Linked DNA regions of Homo sapiens: region 2 is linked to region 1. Evidence: read pairs that join two places in POLR2A ChIA-PET (ENCODE). Cell type or tissue: IMR-90. All regions are shown on one strand. Links, peaks and the distances in the headings refer to the core of each region. The heading gives the core; the rest is flanking DNA.

Region 1 (11,138 bases), core at 2,488-7,487:
TTGCTTTTGGTGTTTTAGACATGAAGTCCTTGCCCACGCCTATGTCCTGAATGGTAACGCCTAGGTTTTCTTCTAGGGTTTTTATGGTTTTAGGTCTAACGTTTAAGTCTTTAATCCATCTTGAATTAATTTTTGTATAAGGTGTAAGGAAGGGATCCAGTTTCAGCTTTCTACATATGGCTAGCCAGTTTTCCCAGCACCATTTATTAATAGGGAATCCTTTCCCCATTGCTTGTTTTTCTCAGGTTTGTCAAAGATCAGATAGTTGTAGATATGCAGCGTTATTTCTGAGGGCTCTGTTCTGTTCCAGTGATCTATATCTCTGTTTTGGGATCTAATTAAACTCAAGAGCTTCTGCACAGCAAAAGAAACTACTATCAGAGTGAACAGGCAACCTACAAAATGGGAGAAAATTTTCGCAACCTACTCATCTGACAAAAGGCTAATAATATCCAGAATCTACAATGAACTCAAACAAATTTACAAGAAAAAAACAAACAACCCCATCAAAAAGTGGGCGAAGGATATGAACAGACACTTCTCAAAAGAAGACATTTATGCAGCCAAAAAACACATGAAAAAATGCTCACCATCACTGGCCATCAGAGAAATGCAAATCAAAACCACAATGAGATACCATCTCACACCAGTTAGAATGGCGATCATTAAAAAGTCAGGAAACAACAGGTGCTGGAGAGGATGTGGAGAAATAGGAACACTTTTACACTGTTGGTGGGACTGTAAACTAGTTCAACCATTGTGGAAGTCAGTGTGGCGATTCCTCAGGGATCTAGAACTAGAAATACCATTTGACCCAGCCATCCCATTACTGGGTATGTACCCAAAGGACTATAAATCATGCTGCTATAAAGACACATGCACACGTATGTTTATTGTGGCACTGTTCACAATAGCAAAGACTTGGAACCAACCCAAATGTCCAACAATGATAGACTGGATTAAGAAAATATGACACATATACACCATGGAATACTATGCAGCCATAAAAAATGATGAGTTCATGTCCTTTGTAGGGACATGGATGAAATTGGAAATCATCATTCTCAGTAAACTATCGCAAGAACAAAAAACCAAACACCGCATATTCTCACTCATAGGTGGGAACTGAACAATGAGAACACATGGACACAGGAAGGGGAACATCACACCCTGGGGACTGTTGTGGGGTGGGGGGAGAGGGGAGGGATAGCTTTAGGAGATATACCTAATGCTAAATGATGAGTTAATGGGTGCAGCACACCAGCATGGCACATGTATACATATATAACTAACCTGCACATTGTGCACATGTACCCTAAAACTTAAAGTGTAATAATAATACTAAAATAAAATTAAATTAAATAAAATTAAAAATAATGAAAAAAAAAACCCAAAACAAAAAACAGTTTTAGTTTATAGGCTCCTACTGAGTGGAAATCTCTCTCTCTCTCTTTCTCTCCCCCCTTCTTCTCTCTTTCTCTCCCCCTCCCTCCTCTCACCTCTCTCCTCTCCTTCTTCCTCTTTCCTCTCCTCTTTCTCCACTTACCCCACCCTGCCTAGCAGTTTGCTGGTCACCTCCACCTGCCCCTCTCTCAGATCTCCCAGTCTTGAACCAAAACTTATATTGATGGCTTAGAAATTCCATGTTGTGGTGAGTGAGATACCTCACATTCTGCCTTTGACGCAGCAGGCAGCTTGGCTCAAGTCCTAGCTATACGGCTGGATCTCCTTTCTCCAGCCCTCCCTGGGTAGTTGCATAAGCCAGAGGCCCTGAAACAGAATATGCAGCCAGCAGTAACTTTTTCCAGCCTCCTTTGCAGGGAGAGCCCAATCCCATTGCCTAGGTGCATGAATGAGCCTGGCCCAGGACCACTGCCCCATGTGAAGTACATTTAGTGGCCATGACTTTGCAGCATATAAACTCTCATCCACTGTGCCTGTTTCAGGACCTAAATCCAAAAGTCCTGTGACAGCACATCCCCCTGGCTTGTGCTTCTGTTACACTTCTGGTCCGTAGAAATTTTGTCTTGATTTTTAATGTGGCTATGATCTGTTGTCTTCTCTTTATATGTTATCTATCACTGATATGTGATTTTTTTTTGAAGATTTATGGTGGGAATAATGAACTTACAACACCATCTGGATCCTGGTGAAACACAAAACCAAGACTCATTGTTGGGAGGGGTAGAAAAAGTAGATGGAAATTAACTGAAACTGGCAAGAAGTGAGAGGGACCAGTGGCCCTCCCTGTCAGCTGTTCTCTGTCATTCAATGCCCTGCATCCATAGAGAAGAGATACAGGTAGCATGGTGCCTTCACCCATAAATCAAAGGCTCCTCCGCAACTCATAGATGTCTCCGTGTAAGGGCAGGGAGTAGAGTCTTTATACAAAGATCCCTGGGTCCCAGGAGAAAATAAGTTGTAGTTATTCTCACTCCTATAAACTTCCTTGACAATCAACATGCTGTATAAAGTAGCAGCATAGCACAGTGTGGTGGTAGAGGGCATGAGTATTGGGGCCAGAGAACCTAGGTTCAAGCCTCGTCTCTGCCACTTTGACCTGCAAGACCTTGGGCAGGTTGGTGAACCTCTCTGAGCCTCAGCTCTCTCATCTGCAAAATGAGGGTAATAATAGTGTCTTCCTAAAAGTTGTATTTGTTTTAAATGAACAAGTATGTATAAAGTACCTGGTCGATAGCAGGTGCTACGTAAATATTTGTTAAATTAAAACATACACATAAAGCTGAGCACGGTGGCTCATGCCTGTAATCCCAGTACTTTGGGAGGCCAAGGCAGGCAGATTGCTTGAGCCCAGGAGTCCGAGACGAGCCTGGACAACATGGCGAATCCCTGTCTTTCCAAAAAAATACAGAAATTAGCCGGGTGTGGTGGTGCGTGCCTGTAGTCCAGCTACTTGGGAGGCTGAGATGCGATAATCACCTGAGCCTGGGGAGGTTGAGTCTGCGGTGAGCCATGATCATGCCACTGCACTCCAGCCTAGGTAACAGAGCGAGACTCTGCCCTTAAATAAATTAAATTAAATTAAATTAAATTAAATTAAATTAAATTAAATTAAAATACACACTTAAGATGCAGCACTTCACACCACTACTTGGCCATCCCATCCACTGTCAGGGCCTCCCCATCACTGATGACTAATTCAAATCTCTGTCTCCAGCCTAGGCTCTCTCCAGACCCATAGCTGTTTATTCCCAGTGACGGCCTATGGGTCATCTCTACTGGGATATCGCACTGACTCCTTAAACACAGTAAGCCCAAAACTAAACCACCTTGTCCTGTGTTCCCTCCTCAGTGTCAGCAGCACCTTCCACACTGAAAGAGACTCGGAGTCCTCCTCAATCCTGCATTCCATGTCACTCCCCACTCCGCCTCCTTCTCTCCAATATGCAAACCGCCTCCTTCTAATACACCCAAACTTCACTAGTCTTCCTCCTTCACACTCATCCTCTGCTCTCCACCCTCCTATTACTCACTGTTAGGTCCTGGCCTTCTGTAAGTGTCACATGAACTGTGGTTTTGTATCCGGTCTCTGGGTCTCTAATTCTGCCATTCCTCCGCCATCCCTCCACCCTGCTGTCAAGAGCAGTGTTGTATTACAAGCCTGATTACCTCTCTCTTCTTAAAACCCTTCAGTTGCCCTCAGAGCAAAGCCCAACCTCAGGATTCTGTGATCTGGACCCTCTTGCCTGGCAGATGTGCCCTCCCTCTGTGGCAGCCACACTTGGACCCCAGATGCTTCTTCTCCCTGGAATGCCCTTCTCCACTCACTCTTGATGTACCTGGTGAAAACCTGTGGCACTTCCAAGACCCAAATCAAGGGTCACCGCCTTTTAAAAACTTTCTTGACTTTGTTTTGTTTTTGGCTCCATTCTGCCCTGTACAGACTTTTATCATAGACTTTATTTAACTTATTTGTTCACACAACCCGACTCTGAGCTCCTGGGAGGCACAGGCTGGGCCTTCTTCACCTGAATCTTTGCATCCCCAGCACCTAGAACAGCATCTAGAATACCATGGGCTGTCAGTTTATGACAAAGGAACATCATGAAAGGCCTCAGCTGAGTGTCCATCCTGACAGAGGAAGGGCTAAGATCTTGGGGTAGAAACCAGACTGCTTGGGATGGATGCGGACAGGGAGGGGCAGGGCTTAGCAGTAACACGCTTTATACAGAATTTAATTCTTCAAGTCATAAGGCCTTAAGCAAAAGATTGATACATCTGATAACATAAAAGGCAAAAAATGTTAACCAGAAAAAACTACCCTAAAAACAAAGTAGGTGAAATATTTGCAATTCATATCACAAGATCATATTGTAATTTTCTCAATATACAAAGAGCTCTTACAAATCAGTAAGAAAAAAAATAATACATGCAATGAAGAAAAGTAGAGTATATAAATAGGCTTTCACAGAGAACATAAAAATGATTTTTTCTGAGACAGGACCTCACTCTGTCACCCAACCTGGGGTACAGTGGCATGATCTTGGCTTACTGCAGCCTCAGCCTCCCAAGCTCAAGCTGTCCTCCCATCCCAGCTCCCTATCCCCTGAGCAGCTGGGACCACAGGCAAGCACCATCATGCCCAGCTAATTTTGTTTATTTTTTGTAGAGATGGGGTCTCACTATGTTGCCCAGGCTGGTTTGAACTCCTGTCCTCAAGTGATCCTCCCACCTCAGCCTCTTAAAATGTTGGGTTTACAGGCATAAGTCACTGCACCTGGTCAAAAATGATGTTTTAACCATATGAAAACATGTTTTACTTTATTTATGATTAAATAAATGCAAATCCAAACAACCACAAGTGCCAATTTTCAGAATGGAAAAAGTGCGTAAGTCTGGCAATATTAATACATCATGTTGGCTCAGGTGGCCCAGGTATGGAGGAGCCCGCATTCATCAACGCTTTGGTGAAAATGGAACTTTTTGCAACATTTCCATACAGAAATTTGTCAATGTCTTTAACATTTTGAATTCACATACATTTAATCCAAATAATTGTATGGGGAAGGGAACAGGGAGGGGGTTGAGATAGGGAAAAGCTGGGCTGTGATTTCAGAATATATTTATTCTGCCATGACTTAAGCCCTGGGCTCTGCTCCAGAATTCTTGTCTGAATAGTTTGCTGTTCATGGAGGCTGTTTACATTATTGGTTCTTTTCTCAGCAGTCAGACATTGTTCCTTGGCTCTAGCACCAAGGAGTTGTGCTTCCCATCGTTAGAAAGATGATGCAAGAGGTCTGCCTTCAGTTTGACATGTTTGTTTTCAATAACAGGAATGTGTTTGTACAGCTCTTTAGTGAGCACTGTTACTGCTAACTCAACATCGATTCTCCCTTCTTTTTTTCTTAGAGAACTTTGAATTATTTTTAGATATCTACCTCTCCTATACACAGCCCACGTGTCCCAATGAAAGATGACCCCACCCCAGCTCCAGAGGCAGCTTTGATTTGTTGGTCTAAATAAAGGTTTTTGCATCCCCTTTTCAGTGACTGGATCAGACATGGCTGTGAAAGCCGATTAGAAACAAGAGGATGCTACTATCAAGGGAGGGCAGGATGTTGGGAGGGGAAGACTACAGCAATGGGAAATTGATTACACATTGGGGATTAGTCAAATGAACAAATAGGATGAGAATTATGGTAGCCAAGTTTGTCACTCTTGGAGTAGGGAATCACAAACATGGAAAGAGAGAAACTAGTTTGACCCTGTGGTGTGTTGGAATTGGAGACATTGGTGTGAAGTCATGGATTTCAATATATAGATTGATCGGTGTAGAAATAGACATAGATGTAAATGCAGATATATATAACAGTATAGAGTCCCTAGCCCTGTTCACTGAGAGACTCTAGAAGCAATAACAACCCAGTAGCAATAAGAATACTTAGTATCCAAATTTTGGCTTCTAAATATCTTTCTCCACTAAATGGAGCTAGGACTACTTACCAAAAAAAATGGCTGGTTCCATGATTTGAGCAAGGAAAGGGCAAAATGAGTCTGGAACATCTTATTCTACCAGAAAGTAAGATGTGCCCAAAGAATTAGGAGACATTTCAAAAGGACACAGAGTCCAGCTTAAAGGTTCCTACCAGTCAAATAAAGGAGAATCTCAGTATCAAAATAAATAACAGTAGTTAGAGATCATAACCCATTAAATGAATTAGGAATTCATGAGTCCATACTAATATAAATATATAGATAAATTAAGACATTAAATGTTTGATAAGAAGGTATGTATTCACAGTGTCTCAAAGTACCTTCCTACAACTTAATAATGACAAAGGAAAAGTAAGTTAACTACAGTGAAGAAGGCTGGCAGATACTGCTTTAATGAAGTGGTCAAAACTAACATCTCCCATGATGAAACAAATCAAAATCATGTGCCAGGTGATAAGATGCAATGAAACAAACACCACATTACCTTTTGTGGTATTCCTGCCACAGATGCAAAACTTGAATCCAATCATAAGGAAACATCAGATAAACCCAAACCAAGGGACCTTCAATAAAATAACTGGGCTACAGTCTTTTAAAATATCAAGGTCATGAAAGTCGGACATCCTTTACAAGGACATTATCAGTACAAGTGGCAAAACTGGAATGGAAGGCCGGGCGCAGTGGCTCACACCTGTAATCCCAGCACTTTGAGAGGCTGAGGCAGGTGGATCACCTGAGGTCAGGAGTTTGAGACCAGCCTGGCCAATATGGTGAAACCTTGGCTCTACTAAAAATACAAAAATTAGCCGAACATGGTAGCATATGCCTGTAATCCCAGCTACTAGGGAGGCTGAGGCAGGAGAATCACTTGAACCCAGGAGGTGGAAGTTGCAGTGAGCTGAGACTGCACCATTGCACTCCAGCCTGGGTGACACAGTGAGACTTCATCTAAAAAAACAAACAAACAAACAAACAAAAAACCTTGAATGGTGTCTGTGATTTAGAATTTTGGCTTTGTAGGAGAATGTCTTTGTTCCACAGGAAGTATACGCTAAATTATCCTGGTGCACAGAATTTCACGTCAGCAAATTACTCTCAAATAATTCAGAGAAATAACTTTTTTGTACTGTTCTTGAAGGTTTTCTCTAAATTTGAGATTGTTTCTCAAAAAATAGAAAGAAAATAAAACAAATGGAAAGAAATGTTCTTAAGATACAAGGAGACTATTACTATTACTGAAAACTTCTAGAAAAGTCTTTTTTCCTTCTATGAAGACTTTCTGAAACTTTTTTCCTCCTCTGGATAATGCCAGGCATTGAGATGAGACCCCAAAAATCATGTGATCGTCTCACTGCCAGCCTGAGAAGAAGGCAGAGCGAAGAGGATCACAGGGAAAGATCTGGGGCCACTGGATCGAGCCTGTCCTGATTCCTCTGGACTGTCAGCCACGGGAGTGATTAAAATTCCTTGTTGTTTAAGCTTCTCATGTTGGGTTTTCAATTATTCTCCACAAAAGACATCCTGACTTACACATAGTCATTGAAGAAGGATTCCAGTGTCCTCTGACAATGAACTCCAGCCTCATTGTGACACAGGTTATCCATTTATAAAATCCTTATATAGAAATCTCCCTCCTGGCCGGGCGCGGTGGCTCACGCCTGTAATCCCAGCACTTTGGGAGGCTGAGGCGGGTGGATCATGAGGTCAGGAGATCGAGACCATCCTGGCTAACAAGGTGAAACCCCGTCTCTACTAAAAATACAAAAAAAATTAGCCGGGCGCGGTGGCGGGCGCCTGTAGTCCCAGCTACTCGGGAGGCTGCGGCAGGAGAATGGCGTGAACCCGGGAAGCGGAGCTTGCAGTGAGCCGAGATTGCGCCACTGCAGTCCGCAGTCCCACCTGGGCGACAGAGCGAGACTCCGTCTCAAAAAAAAAAAAAAAAAAAAAAGAAATCTCCCTCCTGCGTAATAATGGGTCCTTGTTATGACATGGATGATGGGTAAACAAGCACAGTGTAACCTCTTGAGCACCTCCACAGTGACTTTCAGATTCCAAGTAAAAAGCATTCCAGAATGTGAAGGAATACGCTGAGCTTATCACACAGGGGCATTGCAGTATGGAGCTATCTAGCAACCAAGTTGAACTCAGTCCAACATCATTTTTACCACTCTGCAACAAATGTCCCCAGGCCTTCCCTTTCTACCTAAAAACCTTATTTGATTCTATTTAAATGTCTGTTAACTTTACTCTTCTGATTTAATCTTATCACTCTCTTCTCAGAAACCTTGAATAACTCACCCATACCTAAGAGATAGAGTCTTTTATCTTATCATGGCACTCAGGGACCTCCCTGGCAGATCCCAAACCATCCTTCACATCTGTCTTCTCTATCTCAGTGCACTTTATTCTCCAGGAACACTGTGGAGAAGGGAGTTACAAATATGGAAAGTGAGGCCAGGCACAGTGGCTCACGCCTGTAATCCCAGTACTTTGGGAGGCCAAGGCAGGTGAATCACCTGAGATCAGGAGTTCAAGACCAGCCTGTCCAACATGGTGAAACCCCGTCTCTACTCAAAATACAAAAATTAGCCAGGCGTGGTGGTGGGCGCCTGTAATCCCAGCTACTCAGGAGGCTGAGGCAGGATAATTGCTTGAACCTGGGAGGTGGAGGTTGCAGTGAGCCGAGATCGCGCCATTGCATGATTGTTGCCTGGGCAACAGAGTGAGACTCCGTCTCAAAAAATATATACATTTATATATGGAAAGTGAGAAAACTAAACTGAACCCTGAGGTGCTGTTTGGAATTGAAGACATTGGTGTAAAATCATAGATCTGAATCTATGTAGACAGCTATGGGAATCTATGTAGGCATGTTCCTGATATAAATCTAGGTATGTTCCTGATGTAAATCTATCTGATGTAAATCAGGAACATTCCTGGATAGATTCCGTGTCCACTGAGAAGTAGAAGCAACAGCACCCCAGTAACAATGCAAACGCCTAGTTGCTGGAAATATCATGAAGTTTTACATCTTTTTGCCCACGTATACCTAATCCTACAGTTTTCTACATTAAAACACCTCGGCTGTGCTCTGCCTACCAAAATTCCATTGAAGTGAAATTACAAAATGTAAAGCACCAAATACATGTCACCAACAATTTTTTATCCCTGACTCTCAATCAAAGTCTGGCTCAAATACTCTCTCTCCTGTGACACTTCGTTGGGAATATGCAAGCAGAATTCATGTCTCTTACCTCTATGCCCATGAATCATTTCCTGTGAGCCTCTAGAGAGCATCAGTGCATCCTTCTTTGTGTTGATGATGGCTGTTTACAAGTTCGGCTCTCCGACATCTCATGGATTTTTGTGGGAGGATGTGACTCTGTTTCTCTTTGTCTTCCTAGCCCCTAGCACAGGACCTGGAAAATATTAGGTGTTCAATAAAGGCATTTGGAATTAGAGGGAGTCTTTCTCCACAAAATAGACTGGAGCTCACTGGCCTGCCTCCAGAGCCAAGCCTTGACCTCATTTGCACTGAACTCTGCCCAAGGAAGCTGACCATTCATAGGGAATCCAGGACAAAGCCACCAGGGCCCTTTGTTCCAGCCCTATTTCTATAGACTATTTCACTTTGCTGAACAAGAGGACGTCTTCAGAGAGCTGACATGCCCGCTTGCCAGGTCTTTCACAGAAATGTTTTATTTGATGCTTTGCTTTTGCTGCAGAGTAAGTCTCTCTCCACTTTGCAGCCAGAATACTGGACACATGAAAGGAATGTTCCTGTTTTGATAACAGCTTCCTTAGAGCTTGGCTCTACTGGGCTGGGCAAGGAAATGACCACATTCTGGCTCCCAGGGAAGGCTGTGGAACTCCAAATATGTGGGACTGAGGGAAGCTCCTGCCCAGGAAGAAAGCTGTTGTCAGACGGAGATGAAAATCCCAGTGTTCTTGGCTCAGGGGGTTTTCTTCATTAACTGTGCAATCAGCAAAGAGCAGTAGAGAGATACTTTGCAGCCCAAGGATCTTAGATGGCGAGAGGCAATGGGAAATCTTCCCATTGAGGTCCCATCTGACCTCCGTGATGGCCTCCATTCATTTTATATTGCTACCAGAACAAACCCCCACAAATTCAGTGGCTTAAAACAACACCTATGTATTATCTCACAGTTCTGTAGCTCAGAAGTCTGGGTACAGTGTGGTTCAACTGGGTCTTCTTTTTACTTTTATTTTTATTTTATTTGTTTAGAGATAGTGTCTTGCTTGCTCTGTCGCCCAGGCTGGAGTAGAAGTGGCACAATCATAGCTTATTGTGAAACCACCATTGCAAAATTATAACTGAGACAGTGAAATAGATCTGATCTAACCAACTCCATCTTGCTTCTAACCTCCAAGCTGTCCTTGCTCATTCCTGGGTGTAGGCCAAAGTAACTTTGGGAGGAATTTAGTTTGTAGTTTATAGTTTAAAACAGCCCTTTCCCAAAACAAACCTTCTTCTTGCCTGGGGACTAGACTGACTTTGTAGGACAAACAAATTAGCCACAAGATTAGAAATTATGATTTAAGAGTCATGTAACTGGAGGCTACAAGATTCTGACCCTCCCCAAATTGCTCCTGGGATAACATCACTATTGTAAAAACTAAGATCAGTGCTTGAGATATTTTGAAGACCCTGCACTTGATGGATCCACTGGCACCACTCAGATTGATAAACTGGCTCATCTGATCTTGCGGTCCCCACCCAGGAACTGACTCAGTGTAAGAGGACAGCTTCGACTCCCTATTATTTCATCTCTGACCTTACTAATCAGCACTGCCGACTCACCGGCCCCCACCCACCAAATTATCCTTAAAAACTCTGATCTCCGAATGCACGAGGAGACTGATTTGAGTAATCATAAAACTCTGGTCTCCTGCACAGCTGGCTCTGCGTGAATTACTCTATTGCAATTCTCCTGTCTTGATAAATCAGCCTTGTCTAAGCAGCAGGCAAGGTGAACCTGTTGGGCAGTTACAATTGCAGCCTTAAACTCCCAGACTACCACCTCAGCCTACCTGAGTAGCTGGGACTACAGGCAGGCATCACCACACCTGGCTAATTTCTGTCTGGTTTTGTTTTGTTTTTTGTAGAGATGGGATCTCACTATATTGCCCAAGCTGGTCTCAAACTCCTGGGCTCAAGTGAT
Region 2 (11,138 bases), core at 2,780-7,779, 150 kb after region 1:
TAACCATATGCAGGAAGGATAGGGAAACAATAAACTATTATTTTAACTGCCTAACAGCGTTTTTTCAACTAGAAACCACATTCAAACAACCTTATTTTTCACTATGCAGCACGTAGTCCTTCTCTTATTTCCTTTTTCTTAAAAAAATTGAATGTATTTTGCTAATCTTCTCTGTATCTTTCCAATTTTACCCTGTGTGCTGCCGAAGAGAGCACTTTTCTGGGGGAGGGGAGGGGAGGGGTGTTGTTTTTCTATTTTTGTTTTTAAGACAGAGTCTTGCACTGTCACCCAGGCTGGAGTGCAGCGGCATGATCTCAGCTCATTGCAACCTCCGACTCCCAGGAGTCAAGCAATTCTCATGCCTCAGCCTCCCTAGTAGCTGGGATTACAGGTGTGTGCCACCACGCTTGGATAATTTTTGTATTTTTAGCAGAGATGGTTTTGCCCTGTTGGCCAGGCTGCTATCCACTCCTGGCCTCAACTGACCCACCCACCTCAGCCTCCAAAAGTGCTGGGACTACAGGCATGAGCCACCATGCCTGGCCCAGAACTTCCTAAGAAACACTTACACGTCACTGCTTGCTGTCTCACACTTCCTTGGGTGAATTCCCTGGAGAGTGAAAAGATTCAAACAGACACAAAATGGCAATACATGCTCTGTCCACTTCACAGGAATTTACCTGAATAGTTTCAGACACAGACTTTATCATAATTAAGAATTTTTGTTTTTTGGGGTTTTTTTTTTTAGATGGAGTCTTGCTCTGTCGCCCAGGCTGAAATGCAGTAGCGTGATTTCGGCTCACTGCAAGCTCCACCTCCCGGGTTCACACCATTCTCCTGCCTCAGCCTCCTGACTAGCTGGGATTATAGGCATGTGCCTGGCTAATTTTTGTATTTTTAGTAGAGACGGGATTTCATCATGTTGGTCAGGCTGGTCTCAAACTCCTGACCTTTTGATCCGCATGCCTCAGCCTCCCAAAGTGTTGGGATTACAGGCATGAGCCACTGCGCCCGGCCAGAGAAATATTTTTTAATAAACAACTTCAGAGGCCAGGCACAGTAGCTTATACCTTTAATCCCAGTACTTTGGGAGGCCAATGGGGGGAGGAACACTTGAGGCCAGTTCAACCAGCCTGGGCAACACAGCAGGACCCCATCTCAACAAAAAAATTAAGCACTTTGGGAGGCCAAGGTGGGAGGATGGCTTAAGGTAAAGAGTTCGAGACCAGCCTCAGCTACTTGGCAAGAACCTGTCTCAAGAAAACAAAGAAAAAATTTAAAAAAACACAAAAACTAATTAAATTATGATTATAGAAATCTTCCGAAAGATAAGAAAATGTTCGTCAAATACCAAGTAAAGATTTTTAAAAAGAGTACGTGCCACAGTGACCAACTCATCCTGGTTAATCTAGAACTGCTACAGTTTTAAAACTAAAACTGTTTTAAAGTCCACAGTTCATGCCAGGCACAGTGGCTCATGCCTGTAATCCCAGCACTTTGGGAGGCCATGGCAGGTAGATGGCTTGAGGCCAGGAGTTTGAGACCAGCCTGACCAACGTGGTGAAACTCCATCTCTACTAAAAATACAAAAATTAGCTGGATGTGCAGGTGCATACCTGTAATCCCAGCTACTCGGGAGGCTGAGGCATGACAATTGCTTGAACCCAGGGGGCAGAGGTTGCAATGAGCCAAGATCGTGCCACCGTACTCCAGCCTGGGTGATAAGAGTGAGACATTGTCTCAAAAAATAAAATAAAGCCCACAGTCCTGGGAACACCCCACAGACCAAACTGAGGCAACTGATTACCCTAGCATAAGCAATCTTTGAATGAAAATATCAAAATCATCAAGACCACTCCCTTTAACTGAATTAAACAGCCTTTATTGAATGCCTTCTGTGTATAAAGTACAGGCAGCCCTTCATACCCACAGGTTCCATATCCATGGATACAACCAACCATGGATCTAAAATATTTGGGGGTAAAACTGCAGTAAAAGTAATACAACAATATAAATAATACAAATTTAAAACCCATGTAGTATAACTATTTACATAGCATTTACATGGCAGTAGATATTAAGAAATTTAGCGATGATTTAGAGTACACAGGAGGATGAAGTTTTATACGCATTGACTATGCCATTATATCAGGGACTTGAGCATCTGTGGATTTTGGTATTCCTAGGGTCCTAGAACCAATCCCCAACAGATACCAAGGATGACTGCACTGTGCTGAGCAGGAATCAGTCAGGGTCCAGGCAGGAGACGGACAGTACAGCCAAACTGGGCGATCTGACGACAGTGTCACAAAGAGGCTATTTACAGAGGTGTGGGCATAGTTAGAGAAAACAATGAACAGAGAAGCATCCTGGGCTAGCAAGAGTGGGGGCTGCCAGCACCTGAAAAGGCAGAGGAGGCTGTCCAACCTGAACTCACCACGACCCAGCAGGAGGCGGCAAGCCCTCCCCTCCTCCACCCTACAGACTAGCACTGTGCCTCCCACTGGGTAAATCTGACTACAAGGCAGAGGAAGGGGGCTTGTTGATGGAGTCCTCGCCTGTCAGCACCCCAAGCCACAGAGCAGGGCAGAGTGAGTCTGAAGGCACACAAACAACACATAAGCCTGGCCCCTGCTCTTGGCAACTTAAAAATCTAAGGGAAACATCAAGTCGTTATTTTAGGCACATACTGAGACAACTCACTAGTGCCAAAAACTGAGTGTTTAGGTCTAACCGGTCCCTGCAGAATTAAATCAAAATCAAGTTATTCATTCCTTATGGCTCCTGATCTGCTTTCGGTTAGAATGAATGAGCCCTGGGGATTAAAAGAGAGATTTATGTATCCGTGAAATTATTTTACTCATCCCACATACCTGTGCTAGTTTGAGTCCTGCATCTGTCCCCTCACTTTTTGTGCGCGTTTGAGAGAGTCTTGCTCTGACACCCAGGCTCTGGAGTGCAGGGGCATGATCTTGGCTCACTATAACCTTGACCTCCTGGGTTCAAATGATTCTCCTGCCTCAGCTTCCGAAGTAGCTGGGACCACAGGCATGTGCCATCACACCCAGCTAATTTTTGTATTTTTTTTTTTTAAGTAGAGACAGGGTTTCATTATATGTTGGCCCGGCTGGTCTCAAACTCCTGACTTCATATAATCCACCCACCTTGGCCTCCCAACGTGATGGGATTATAGACGTGAGCCACCATGCCGAGCCTGTCCCCTCTTTATAATTCCAAAGGTGAGGGTGTCTTTCGTGTAACATGTCAGGGCTTACCTTGATGGGTTTATGCTGCAGTACTGTGCCAAATGTCTATACCCTGAAGCAACCTGCTCGCGTCCGGAATCGGTGGGTTCTTGGTCTCACTGACTTCAAATGTGATGCCGCAGACCCTCGCTCTGAGTGTCACAGTTCTTAAAGGCAGCGTGTCCGGAGTTTGTTCCTTCTGCTGCTCGGATGTGTTTGGAGTTTCTTCCTTCTGATGGGTTCGTGGTCTTGCTGGCTTCAAAAGTGAAGCTGCAGACCTTCGCAGTGAGTGTTACAGCTCTTAATGCAGCGCGTCTGGAATTCTTCGTTCCTCTCGTTGGGTTCGTGGTCTCACTGGCTTCAGGAGTGAAGCTGCAAACCTTCGGGTGAGTGCTACAACTCACAAAAGCAGTGTGGACTCAAAGAATTAGCAGCAACAATATTTATTGCAAAGAGCAAAAAAATAAAGCTTCCAAACCGTGGAAAAAGACCACAGCAGATTACCGCTGCTGGCTCGGGCAGCCTGCTTTTATTCTCTTACCTGGCCCCACCCACATCCTGCTGATTGGTCCATTTTACAGAGAGCCAATTGGTCTGTTTTACAGAGAGCTGATTGGTCCGTTTTGACAGGGTACTGATTGGTGCCTTTACAATCCCTGAGCTGGACACAAAAGTTCTCCACATCCCCGCTAGATTAGCTAGACACAGAGTGTCGATTGCTGCATTCACAAACCCTGAGCTAGACACAGGGTTTGTGTCTAGCTGATTGGTGTGTTTACAAACCTTGAGCTAGATACAGAGTGCTGATTGGTGTATTTACAATCCCTTAGCTAGACATAAAGGTTCTCCAAGTCCCCACCAGAATCAGGAGCCCAGCTGGCTTTACACAGTGGATCCCGCACCGAGGGTGCAGGTGGAGCTGCCTGCCAGTCCTGCGCCTGTGCGCCCACACTCCTCAGCCCTTGGGTGGCCGATGGGACTGGGCGCCGTGGAGCAGGGGGCGGCGCTCGTGGGGGAGGCTCCGGCGGCGTAGGAGCCCACAGCGAGGTGGGGAGGCTCAGGCATGGCGGGCTGCAGGTCCCGAGCCCTGCCCCGCTGGGAGGCCTGGGGAGGCAGCTAAGGCCCGGCGAGAAGTCGAGCACAGCAGCTGCTGGCCCAGGTGCTAGGCCTCTCACTGCCCGGGGCTTGCTGGTGGACCTGCACCTCCGGGGCTTGCGGGCGGACCTGCCCGCCGAGCCCACGCCCACCCGGAACTCGCACTGGCCTGCAAGCACCGCGCACAGCCCCGGTTCCGCCCGCGCCTCTCCCTCCACACCTTCCCGCAAGCTGAGGGAAGCAGCTCCAGCCTTGGCCAGCCCAGAAAGGGGCTCCCACAGTGCAGCGGCGGGCTGAGGGGCTCAAGCGTGGCCAGAGTGGGCGCCAAGGCCGAGGAGGCGCCGAGAGCGAGCGAGGGCTGTGAACAAACTCCGGACACGCTGTCACCTCTCACTCTTATCAAAGGTGAGCATCTCTGTGCTTTTCCAAAATGTGTCCATTTTTGTCAAAGCCAAAAACAAAAGAGCAAATTACCAAGCAGCGTTTCACTGCATTTATCTGTTGTCTACAACTCCTGACTTGCTAAGGGCGACTGAAATTTACAGGAGGAACATCACAGGAAATCATCACGAATGTCAGCTCCAAAATGGTCCCCATGTCTTATTCTTTCCATCACCATTAATCCAAGATTTAGAGGTTAAAATTCTAATAAATGGGCCCGGCACGGTGGCTCATGTCTGTAATCCCAGCACTTTGGCGTACACAGGCAGATAACTTGAATTCAGGAGTTCAAGACCAGCCTGGGCAACATTTGTCTCTACAAGAAATACAAAAAAATTAGGCCGGCGTGGCGGCTCTCGCGCATAATCCCAGCACTTTGGGAGGCCGAGGTGGGCGGATCACAAGGTCAGGAGTTCCAGACCAGCCTGACCAACATGGTGAAACCCTGTCTGTACTAAAAATACAAAAATTAGCCAGGCGTGGTACGCACCTGTAATCCCAGCTACTCAGGAGGCTGAGGCAGGAGAATTGCTTGAACCTGGGAGGCAGACGTTGCAGTAAGCCAAGATCGCACCATTGCACTCCAGCCTAGGGGACAGGGCGAGACTCTGTCTCAAAAAAAAAAAAAAAAAAAATTAGCTGGATATGCTGGCACACACCTGTGGTCCCACCTATTTGGGAGGCTGAGGCGAGAGGATTGCTTGAGCCCACAGTGGTTGCAGTGAGCTGAGATGGCATCACTGCCTTCTAGTCCAGCCTGGGTGAGAGAGTGAGACCTGTCTCAAAAAAAAAAAAAAGTCGAATAAATGTATCATAAAATTAGATTTCATTCTGTTAGCATTAAACTGCAGAAATTCCTCACACAATGATATCATCATGGCAGCTAATGTCTCATGAAAAGACAAGTCTCCATGTGAAGGGTGCTTATGATTTTTGGAAAACAAGTTAGTCTGAGACTCCATTCTTCTCTTTGTAAAATGTGGGAAATAATGGGTGACTCATTGATTGTTGTAAGGATTAAATAATATAATTTCCAAAAATACCTAACACTAAGTAGGCTCTAAAATTAGTCTCCCCACCCTCAAACTCTCTACCTTACCCTAAGTGCATATATACATTTAAATACATAGTTTTAGTCACTTTGTTTAACAATGTTACATTTTAGTAATTTAAAAAATATATTTTCCCCAAAACCAGAAACTCCAAATGTATCTCCACTTCCCTGACACAAAGTAGCTATCTGCCAACACAAGGAATGGGGTGAAAGGAATAGGACATTCCATTGAACCAGGAGTTTCCAGAGAAGTGTGGGTTTCTTCCTTTCAACCTCTTTGATGTAATCTAAATCAATAAGTAATGACAGTTTGTCCAAAAGTGTCATACATTCAGGTGAGGAAGAAGGGTAGGAAGCTCATGGATGTATGCAGAGGAACTTAAGAACTCCTCTCAAACACTGTAAAACAGGTTTTCTGTCCATACATAGGGTGGATTTGCAACACAGCCTTCCACAGGCTCAAGCCCATCTGTTGTAAGGAGCATGAGTTAGGACAGAACAAGGAGGAAAACTACCAAGTCATCTCTCTTCACACAAGTCCAGCCAAGTATTGATTGTTTATTCAAAGCTTTCTTTTCTCCCTCCCTCTCTCTGTTCAGTCACTATCCCCTGCCTCCCACCCACCCCCTCCCTCCACCAAATGAAATTAAATTTCTCAACTACCTCTATTTGATGCTGTGTTTAGCATAAGCCCTGAGTAGATATGGATTCTGTTTCTTGAATTTTCCCTGACAAACCGCTTCCAGCTGCCCTTTGGGGTGGGATGCCACCGTGATAAAATACAGTGTCATGTTTGCTGAGGATTTCAGCTGCCACCTGGGGGCTCATGCACTCAATGAGTGCTCTTTAGCAAGGCTGGTGGTGACATGGTGACAAACGGTATGTTGACTTTTTTCTTTCTGTGGTTTAGGACTGGTTGGTTTCAGTCTTGCTGGCTCTTTCTCCTGGGTTACCAACATTTTCCACATTTAGAGCCTGTGACTGCCTCTCCTCCAGGATTATTGCAGCAAGCTCCTTGCTGTCGACAGAAGCCATTTGTTGGTTAGAGGGTTTACAACTGAGACGACCTACAAGTGCCCATTTGATAGTTAACCCATGCTTCAGAATTTGCTTATTTTTTTTCCTTTTTAAGGACTCTTTCTTCAACTAAACAGTTTCTCTTCAGAGTGTTATCACTCCGCTCCCATGAAATGACTGGGACTGTTACTTCTTTTATCTCTGGTCACACCCAGCAAAATTAAGCTTGCTTGTGGATGATTAGCCGTAGGCTGATCCACATCTGAGCCAATTGACTGGCTGCTTAGGAGGACTTTGCCTCGGGCTCACCCCTGAAGCCACCACCCCTGAGGCCACTGCCTGTGCCAGGGCATTCCCAAGCCTCTATCCCCAGTGTGGGCTTCCCTGCTGCATGTGGCTCTTCAGCCTCAGGTTCCTCCTCTTCACTCCCCCATCCTTGCATGGGCTTCCTCTTCCGTCCCGCTTGCTTCTAGAACATTTCCAATTATTGCTTCCAGGTCCTGAACACTAGTGGCTGAACTGAAAAATGGAAAAGATGATGAAAGCCAGGCACTGAGAAATCAGTTAATTAAACTCTTCAGAGGTCCCCAGAAAGGACAGATTCCCCTGCACACCTGATGAGGAATCTTGGACTCTTGCTTATTAAAGGGAAAGGAAGTCCATTTTACTGGACACTTGTCGAGGAATTCCAGCAAGCCCCTGGACAGAGGGCTTCAGTGACCAGGGTAGCTTTCTGCTTTTGGTTGTAAAGAGATCAGAAAGTGTCATCCTTCAAAGCGATGTCATGGGCTCAGAGCCCTTTCTGTGCACTTTGCCATATTGTGCCCACTCCGGTTCTCAAGGTCAGTTGGCCATCTGAAGTGGAACAATGACTTCTCTACAATCCAGCTTTAACTATTTGCACAGTTCCATGCCATTCCACTAATTTAGTACATACCAGGGTGTACCCAGGCTTCAGGCTGGTCTGGGTTCTACTTCCCAAGCCCAGTCCCAGCACATGCCTTCCCAAAGATCTTTCCTCCCAGGTCCCAGTCTCCCTCTTAGGATCAAACCAATTCAACTTAACCCTTATTTAATGTCTTCTCTCTGCCTACTCAGCCCAGTGTGGTAGTCAGGCACAGAAACTCATCAATTACAGCACAGAGTCAGCAGGTCAACAACAGAGTGGGATAAAATTCCCTCTTCTCCAAACACACAAACCCAGCTCTGTAGCATCTTTTTTCCACCCCTGAAATTCCCCCAAACAGACTATCCCTTGTGCTGGCATCCGGCAAGGTCCTAAAGAGGCCCTACAGCCTGTTTTTGCTCAGGCTGTTTTCAAGCCTTTTTCCGATCTATTTTCTCTGAAACTTTGCGTGCATATACACACACCAGAATCAACAAGTCGACTGAGCATGCAAAAGCCACATCCACATTTCTAGACCTTGATACCTTCTCAGACCTCTGGCAAATCTAAAGCCCAGACCAACTGGGATTACTCCCAGGTTATACATTGCTTTAGAGAAGAGAATATTTGTCACACCTAGGCATGGATCCGAGAAGTCCTCACATGCTCACATGCAGAAGGCCCATTCCTTAAGTAATTAGAAATCCATCATCTAAAAAAAACAATGACCAAATCACATTTTGATTAGGATTAAAAGGTGGAGGCTGGGCATGGTGGCTCATGTCTGTAATCCCAGCACTTTGGGAGGCCAAGGCGGGTGGATCACTTGAGGTCAGGAGTTTGAGACCTGCCTGGGCAACAGGGTGAAATCCTGTCTCTACAAAAAATACAAAAATTAGCTGTGCATGGTGGTGCATGTATGTGGTCCCAGCTACTCAGGAGGCTGAGGTGGGAGAATCACTTGGGCCTGGGAAGTGGAGGTTGCAGTGAGCCACGATCACGCTACTACACTCCAGCCTGGGCCATAAAGTGAGACTGTGTCTCAAAAAAAAAGGTAGAGACAATAGTACAGGTACCTTGAAACATCCAAAAACCCAAAAGCTTTTCTATTCTGAAAGGATCAGACAATTTTCTTATAAGAAATATATTTTTTCTGATGAGGCTTTGCTGGAGATATTACCAGAACAAGTGTCTCCAACCACTGGTAGTCTGGAAAATGATAAAGGTGGGTTCTGGGTGGCACAGTGAAACCAGCCTGAGATTACAAACCTTTGCTGGGGGTAAACTACAGAAGCAACCATGGAGACTTAATTCTGTGTTTTTCTGAGATTCTATAATTAGGTAATGTCATTTACATGCTTCCAAGTGAGGGAAGGAAATTCTTTGGAGGCAAAGCGTAACGGTTCCAGTACTGGCACCAAATGTCTTCCTGCTCAGCAAGTCCATTTTAAAGTCTTGTTCATGAGCTAAGCTGAGTTCTCCTACAGAAGCAGAGTGAAGAGTCAAGGAAATGTGAAGACTGGCCAGGCACGGTGGCTCATGCCTGTGATCCCAGCACTTTGGGAGGCTGAGGCGAGCAGATCACAAGGTCAGGAGTTCAAGACCAGCCTGACCAACATGGTGAAACCCCGTCTCTACTAAAAATACAAAATTAGCCTGGCGTGCTGGTGCATGCCTATAATCCCAGCTACTCAGGAGGCTGAGGCAGAAGAATCGCTTGAACCCAGGAGGCGGAGGTTGCAGTGAGCCGAGATTGCGCCATTGTACTCCAGCCTGGGCAACAAGAGCGAAATTCCATCTCAAAAAAAAAAAAAAAAAAAAAAAAAAGAACATACCTCTTTCAGCATCCCCTTGCAGGGTCCTCCCTATCTCTGTGATTCCAATAGTATTCTCTGAAACAACACAGAAGAGTTGGCCTCCCTCCCTCGCCTGACATAGCTCTTTACACAGTTGCAATTCCATGCCTCACTCACCACCCCGTTCTGGTGACTTTCCTCTGCACACATTCCGCCTTGCTCTCCCTCTTAGTTTTTAACACCTATTTAGCAAATATCCTGGAAAAATATTTCCAAAAAAAGTTAAAAGTGGTTGTTTGGAATGATGAGATTACCGGTCCACTGTTGTTTGCTGCTTCTTTGCATGTTTTCAACGTCTGGGCCTGGAACAAGTGCAGGTATTCCTTTGCTCATTCCGTAACGATGCTCAGCATTGAGTGTGCTATCCTGACTAGTGCGAATACTCCATTGCTTGACTTCTCCTGTGTCCGGAACGTTACACTTCTGGTAATACATTGTACGATTGTATTTGTCTTTTTCAAGACCACTTAACACCTTCAGCTTATATAAATCTCGTAGCTAACTGAAGCCTCCAGGTTTTTTCACATGAAGTGTTCACATAAATCATGGATCTCCCAACCTATTTTCATCTTTATGAGTAGTTAAGACATAAATCCTTCTTACAGTATTAAAGGGTGCTAGTGTATTAAACTACCTAAATAGCCAGCATGCCTTTTAAAGGGGCTATCATGATCTAATTCAAATGGTAAGAATTCCAGGGTCTATGTCAGGTGCCCCTGGCTCCCTCTGTGTCTCATCCCCTTCCATTATGGATCCAAAAAACATGTCTTGAAATGTTGCCTCCTGGCCGGGCATGGTGGCTCATGCCTGTAATCCCAGCATTTTGGGAGGCTGAGGTAGGCAGATCACTTGAGGTCAGGAGTTCGAGACCAGCGCCTGGCCAACATAGTGAAACCCCATCTCTATTAAAAATACAATAATTAGCCAGATGCGGTGGCATGCACCTGTAATCCCAGCTACTCAGGAGACTGAGGCAGGAGAATCACTTGAACCCCAGAGGCAGAGGTTGCAGTGAGCCGAGATGCAGGTTGCAGTGAGCCAACATCGCACCACTGCACTCCAGCCTGAGTGACAGAGAAAGACTCTGTCTCAAAAAAAAAAAAGAAATCATTGCCTCCTGCAAAAATTAATATGCAAGAAAATTCAAGGGACTAGTAATCTGTGGAAGGAGGGGGAAGATGGTAATGTTTTATTTCTTTTCGGTGTCAATTACATGAGGTCATTTTATTTTATAATATATTCTCTTGTATGTGTGAAATACAAATTTTAAATATGTGATAATTTAAAAGTAATATGTAGAGTTGATTTAAAATAGGAAAAAATGACTGGGCATGGTGGTCCATCCCTGTAATCCCAGCACTCTGGGAGGCTGAGACAGGAGGATCACTTGAGCCAAGGAGTTTGGGACTGGCCTGGGCAACATAGCAAGATCCTGTCTCTACAAAAAGTACAAAAATTAGCTAAGCATGATGGTGCATGCTTGTAGTTCCAGCTACTCAGGAGGCTGAGGCGGGAGGATTGCTTGAGCCCCAGAGATTGCAAAT

Evidence for each region. ChIA-PET counts read pairs that join two places held together with the same protein. Peaks named below come from ENCODE experiments on the same cell type or tissue, not always from the same donor. Only the 100,000 strongest peaks of a DNase experiment are listed, where the experiment ranks them.
Region 2: POLR2A ChIA-PET joins it to region 1 with 7 read pairs; 2 of 35 experiments call an interaction of 5 or more read pairs at or near these places.

What each region holds. Positions count from the first base shown.
Region 1 is chr6:4,572,430-4,583,567 of GRCh38, forward strand. LOC105374894 (a long non-coding RNA gene) reads right to left here. Exons shown (of 4, transcript XR_007059418.1): 2 at 9,210-9,374. Among named protein-coding and RNA genes, the nearest start is that of KU-MEL-3, 33 kb to the right of the region's middle. In IMR-90, for the core only: no CTCF peak of the experiment used is centred there; a DNase peak (open chromatin) is centred at 5,192; H3K27ac peaks cover 267 bases.
Region 2 is chr6:4,721,136-4,732,273 of GRCh38, forward strand. It overlaps a transcript of CDYL not described here. Among named protein-coding and RNA genes, the nearest start is that of CDYL-AS1, 49 kb to the right of the region's middle. RefSeq lists enhancers at 4,452-4,999, 10,881-11,138. In IMR-90, for the core only: no CTCF peak of the experiment used is centred there; no DNase peak of the experiment used is centred there.